Linked DNA regions of Mus musculus: region 1 is linked to region 2. Evidence: chromatin contacts called from ENCODE POLR2A ChIA-PET data. All regions are on one chromosome and are shown on one strand. Each heading gives the region's core, a stretch centred on a gene start or an enhancer-like site at or near the end of the contact. The rest is flanking DNA. Distances are from core to core; before and after follow the strand shown. Region 1 holds the start of Tatdn2 (TatD DNase domain containing 2). Region 2 holds the start of Brk1 (BRICK1, SCAR/WAVE actin-nucleating complex subunit).

What was found. ChIA-PET counts read pairs that join two places held with the same protein, here RNA polymerase II (POLR2A).
Region 1: POLR2A ChIA-PET joins it to region 2 with 11 read pairs in embryonic stem cell. The contact joins the promoter of Tatdn2 here to the promoter of Brk1 in region 2. POLR2A ChIA-PET finds 5 or more read pairs at or near these places in 4 of 5 experiments (Patski and embryonic stem cell).

What each region holds. Positions count from the first base shown.
Region 1 is chr6:113,695,690-113,698,569 of GRCm38, forward strand. It overlaps Tatdn2 (TatD DNase domain containing 2), which reads left to right and starts at 1,361. Exons shown (of 8, transcript NM_001347356.1): 1 at 1,361-1,912; 2 at 2,018-2,428. The coding sequence starts at 2,024.
Region 2 is chr6:113,603,479-113,606,300 of GRCm38, forward strand. It overlaps Brk1 (BRICK1, SCAR/WAVE actin-nucleating complex subunit), which reads left to right and starts at 1,294. Exons shown (of 3, transcript NM_133937.1): 1 at 1,294-1,418. The coding sequence starts at 1,301.

The DNA of each region.
Region 1 (2,880 bases), core at 111-2,610, 92 kb after region 2:
AAACAACAAAACGACACCCCCCCCCCCAAAAAAAAAAGAAAAACCCCACAAACAAATAGAGATGGCTTCTGGGATGGTTAACCTTCACTGTGAACTTGGGTTAACAACCCTCTAGGAGTTAGATATGCTCTGGCTGTGACTAGGAGGGAGTTTACCGAGAGGATGAACTGAAGACAGAAGACTCTGAGTATGGGAGGTGCTATTCCATGGGTTTGGCTCCTGCATTGGGTAATTAAAAAAAAAAAAAAAAGTGAAGGCCAGCTGAGTGTGGAGAGCCTTTAGTTCTTGCCACCACAGCTGTTGGCCAAGAGCAGTCTGGGAATGAAGTAGTAGGACAAACTCTTTTCTTTACTGTTTTGGTTCTGGGGGGCGGGGGCATTTTAAGTGTCACAGGCTGGTCTGGAATTCCTGACCCTCCCCTCCAACACCTCCAGAGGGCTGCGATTACTTACAGACTTGTGTGACACCTGGGTAATTTGGTGATTAGGATCAAAAGCTTGCTTCTCCTGTAAGTGCTCTGCTATTGAGCTGCAATCATTACCTTTTCTGGGGTTGGTGTGGGAAGGTTTGAAACAGGGTCTCAAGAAGTTAGGAGGTGACCTTGAACTCTGGATCCTCTGTCCTACGGCTCTCTTGATGTGGGGTTATATCTCTTCTTTTCTTTCTCTCTCTCTCTCTTTTTTTTTCTTTTCTTTTGATCTCACTCGGAAGCCTAGGTTGATCGGAACTCATTAGCTATCCCAAACTGGCTTCGAACTCAGCAGTTCCCCAGCCTCAGCGACCCAAATGGAATTACCAATGTGAGCTACTATGGCTGCTTCAGGCACCTCTCTGTTCTCCCCACCCCCCGCTATTAAAATTTTTTTAGTTGTAGTCAGGTTCTAAAACGTCTAGGCTGGACTTTGTCAATCGTCCTGCCTCTTCTTCCTGAGCAGTTGGTTTTACAGGTCTATCCGGCAGGCCTGGTTCTGTTTTTTGTGTGTGTATGGCTTGTGCCTGCTAACCCCAATTCCGTCACTTTCTGGGTGTGTCGCTTGGTTTTTATCGAGCCACAGTTTCCTGCGTTGTTTTTTTTAAAAAAAAAAAAAAAAGGGGGAGGGGGGATGGGTGAGTAGGTGAGTGAGTGACAATGTTTGGCACGCGCGTCCGGTACCAAGAGGCCCGCCAAGTTACCCTCCATCGGTATTTTCGGCTCCCGGGCGTCCCCAGCAGGCCCTTCGCGCGGATCCAGGGCCACGTGAGAAGCTCCGCCACATATCGCTCCCAACCAACCACAGAGCTTCGTGAGGCGTAGGGGCACGCCCCAGAACGTCGGACCAACAGGCGCGCTCCGTCTTGCCCGAAGTCACGCCCCTCTCCCGTTGGAGCAATCGGCGCCGTCCCTGACGCCGGCTCCGCCCCTGCCGCACGCCGGCCGCCGGCCGCTGGGCAGGTTCCGCGGAGCTGACGCCGAGGTTGCGAAGTAGGCGGCGGGGCCGAGGCCTTGGATGAGGGCGCGGTGCGGCGCTGGGCCGGGTCAGCTGGAGGAGCGGAGGTGACTTCCGGCGCGCGGCTCCGGAGGCCAGTGGCTCCCTCAGGCCCGGGGCGGGACGGGGCGGCGGGAGGCGAGCGGCCACCCCGCCCGCGGCCCGCCCTTGGCGTCCGGGGCCTGCGGGCGCGTGCGGCCCAAAAGGCGGCTCCGCACGCGCTCGGCCCCCCGCGCAGGGCTTCGGAAGGCAGACCGCTGCACCGCGCCGCGCCGCGCCGGAAGCGCCTCGGCGTCTCGGGAGTGGCGCGCTGTTGACAGCCGCGCTCGCGGACTTGGGCTGCGCGTTGTTCGGGCTCGGCGCTCGGCCCGCGGACGCTTCTCGGAGCGCTGTGGCGTCCCCGAAGCCCGTAGCACTGGAATGGGCAGACGACAGGAACGGGAAAGGTCAGTGGGGCCGATTCCCGCCGTTGCCCTAGCGGCTTCCCGGCGGTGTGAGGCGAGCAGCCGCCAAGGCTGCTGCTACAATCGTCGTTCCTCTGTCCCTGGCAGGTGCCCATGGCGTCGGAGCGGCGCAAGGTCAAGTATCACTGGGGCAGCACGTCGGAAGGGTGTCCCAGCAAGCGCAGCCGCCCCCGGGAGCCCGGCAATGTGGCCCCCTCCAGCCGGCCAGGTCGCAGGTGTGCGTCGCGTCCTCGAGGGGCCAGCAGCCCCCAGCGTCTGAAAGTCCGGCGCGGGGACGATGTGGCCCGCGCTCCTCGGAGCTCAGTCCGCCGTCGCACCTCCTCTTCCTCTTCTTCGTCCTCTCTCTCTTCGGGCTCAGGTGTGGGTGAGGCCGCTTCCCCTGGCTTCCTGATTGCGAGCCCTCGGAGACTATTTACGTCCAAGGGGTCCCCTCTGCACCCTGCCCACTCCTCTCTAGAAGAAATGGCTTCTCTACGGAAGGAAGCTTGTAGCGTTAAGGTACGTGGCAGCGACGTCTGGCAAACAGTGAAGTCCCTTGCACGTGGTTTGAGGGGTGGAGAGAAGACATTTGGTGGGAAGAGAATAAAAATTAGATCTTTCCTGTGGAGGGCCTGGTGTGTGTGTGGGGGGGGGCGAGGGGGAGGGTGTTGAGGGGTAGAGCTCAGTATGGAGGGGGTTTTCAAACTTGGTGGCATTTGGAACTACTAGGAAAGCCTGATAATGGTTGTGGTCTGCCATCCCAGAGAGAGTGATTATAGATAGTTTGGAGGGATCTCTGCAACCTTCGAGTGATTGTAAATGGACAGTGGAACTGGAGGATCAGCACAATGGAAGGTGGAATAATGCCCAGGAAAGATGATGTAGATTTCGGTCAATTTATAGAGTTTGCCCTTGGGGCTGGAGAGAAGAAGGCACATACAGCTGCTGAAGGAGGACACAGGTTCTGAGAG
Region 2 (2,822 bases), core at 44-2,543:
GCTACACAGACAAACCCTGATTTGGAAAAAGAAAGAAAGAAAGAAAGAAAGAAAGAAAGAAAGAAAGAAAGAAAGAAAGAAAGAAAGAAAGAAAGAAAGAAAGAAAGAAAGAAAGAGAGAAAGAAAGAGAGAGAGAAAGAGAGAGAGAAAGAGAGAGAGAGAGAGAGAAAGAGAGAGAAAGAGAGAGAAAGAGAGAGAAAGAGAGAGAAAGAGAGAGAAAGAGAGAGAAAGAGAGAGAAAGAGAGAGAAAGAGAGAGAAAGAGAGAGAAAGAGAGAGAAAGAGAGAGAAAGAGAGAGAAAGAGAGAGAAAGAGAGAGAAAGAGAGAGAAAGAGAGAGAAAGAGAGAAAGAGAGAGAAAGAGAGAGAAAGAGAGAGAGAAAGAGAGAGAAAGAGAGAGAAAGAGAGAAAGAGAGAGAAAGAGAGAGAAAGAGAGAGAAAGAGAGAGAAAGAGAGAGAAAGAGAGAGAAAGAGAGAGAAAGAGAGAGAAAGAGAGAGAAAGAGAGAGAAGAGAAAGAAAGAAAGAAAAGTATTTTGCTCATTTGGTAAATATGGAGATTCAGAGTTGGTGGGACACCTCGAACAATAAAGACACTGAAGCTGATGATCTGAGTGTTCAGTCCCACAAGATGGAAGGTGAGGAACCCACTCCTGCAAGTTGTCCTGTAACTTCCGCCCGCGTGTTGTGCCACGTAAGCGCTCACATATAATACGAATAAAATAATTTTAACCTGGCGGTGGTGGCCACATTTTTAATCTCAGCACTCCGGAGGGAAAGGCAGGCTGATCTCTGTGAGTTCGAGGCCAGCCTGGTCTACAGAGGGAGTACAAGGACAGCCAAGACTACACAGAGAGACCCTGTCTCGAAAAACAACAACAACAACAAATTTTAAAAGAAAACGAGAATGAACAGAGTTGTGACCCAAGCATGACAAGCATTCTGAATAAACGGGATTCGTGGACTGTGCCCATCACAGCTAACAAGGTGCAAGAGAGCTTGGAGCAACCCTTAGGCGGAGGTGGGAATGTGTGGGCGCCCCCTAACGACAAGATCCGCTAGTGGTCAGCGGGTGCTTGTAACCGGGGACAGGGTAGCTCTTAGTCTTCACATCGCGAGTGGAGGAATCTTGTTTACCCCAGCGTGGGAGCCAAGCTAGAGCGCAGGGATTAGAGTGCGCACGCGCGTCGCTCTGCCAGCCCTTTCTGGGGCTCGAACACTCGGGTACTGGCTGGCGGCGCAGGCGCGCTGGAGGCCTGTAGAGGTCGCGGCGCCTGCGCAGTCACTCTTCCTCAGGCGGCCGCCATGGCGGGACAAGAGGATCCGGTGCAGCGGGAGATTCACCAGGACTGGGCGAACCGGGAGTACATTGAGATCATCACCAGCAGCATCAAGAAAATCTCAGACTTTCTCAACTCTTTCGGTCAGCGGGCGAGCAGGGGAGGCTGGGAGGAGGGAGGCCTGGGAGGCGGCCGGCGGCGGGGAGGAGAGGCGCGCCGCCCTGGCTACTCGCTTCCTCTTTGGCTGCCCGCCGGCCCCAGTGCCCTCACCCCGAGCCTCACTGGGCCGTTTCCGAGGGTCTACCCTGCCCGTTGCCATGCCCCACTTGCGCTCGTCAGCACGCCCACTGTCCAGCCTCTTAGGCCCATCCATCATCCGCCCCGGTTTGCGCCGCGCTTCCGTGCCAGTCTTCACTTGGCAGGCAGTGCGCAGCCGTGTCACGGTCACGGTCGCGCTTACTGTTGAGAGACTCCTGCTCGTTGTCCATCTCCTTCAGGAAGAAGTCCGAACCCCTTTGATGTCATGCCTTCTATTGCTCCCGTTTAACCACTCCCGGCAGGTTCATTCATCCCCGGCTCGATTTGGTGCTAGTGCTGAGGGTTGTAAGGGATGGGGCCCGCTCGGGCCTTGGGAATGGCTTTTCTAGCCCTGTATCTGCTTCATGGTAGGTGCTCTGGATGCTTCTGTCTGGCTCCTCGGATTTTACAGGGCAGATGGTTTCAGCAGAGTCCACTTTTCCAAAAAACTATTCCTAGGTGTGGCCGGCTAGTGACAGTCTTGATTTCTTTCTGCGTGCGTTCCTAGCCTTCTGGACTGAAAACCTGTTACAGACTTCTTATGGTCTCCGGAAGGGTTCTTTCAGGGACCTTCTTACACAATACAAGACGTGCAGATGGCATCCAGTGATCTTTTTCACTAGAGTGCTTTGGTTCTACTAATTAGCAACTTTCAGCATCTTGGGGAGAAAGTGCTGTATTTTGAAAAAAATTAAAGTGAATCGTATATTTTCTAGCTAAAGACCCGATGAGTCCTAAGTAGTATGATAGAAGGTAACCGAACAGTAGCTTCAATTACGGGGTGTAGTTCAGGGATTGGGCTCCTGAGTGGTAAGCACAAGACCCCGGCATCCCCCACTTCTTAGAGTTTTCTTTCTCTCTCTCCTTTTTTTTCCTCCTTTTTTTGTGTTTTGTTTTGTTTTTTGGTTGGTTGGGGGTTTTTTGTTTTGTTTTGTTTTTGTTTTTTGAGAAAAGAGAACAAAAAGGAAATTGGAAATGCATCATTAAGGGGCAGGGGATGCCTAGTCTGTAGAGTATTGGCCTAGCACCCACACACCATGCCTTTAATAGCAGCACTCAGGATGCAGAGGCAGGAGGACCAGGAGGAACTCCCAAGTCATCTGCTTCATAGAGAGTTTTGAGTCCAGCCTGGTAGAGCAAAGCAAACATCAGCAGGCGTAATTGGTTCTTACACAGGTCTGCTGGCAGTGAGGAACATGGTAACCCTTCCCTGTTATATGTGGTGGCTCATACCTGTACTCTTAGCACTG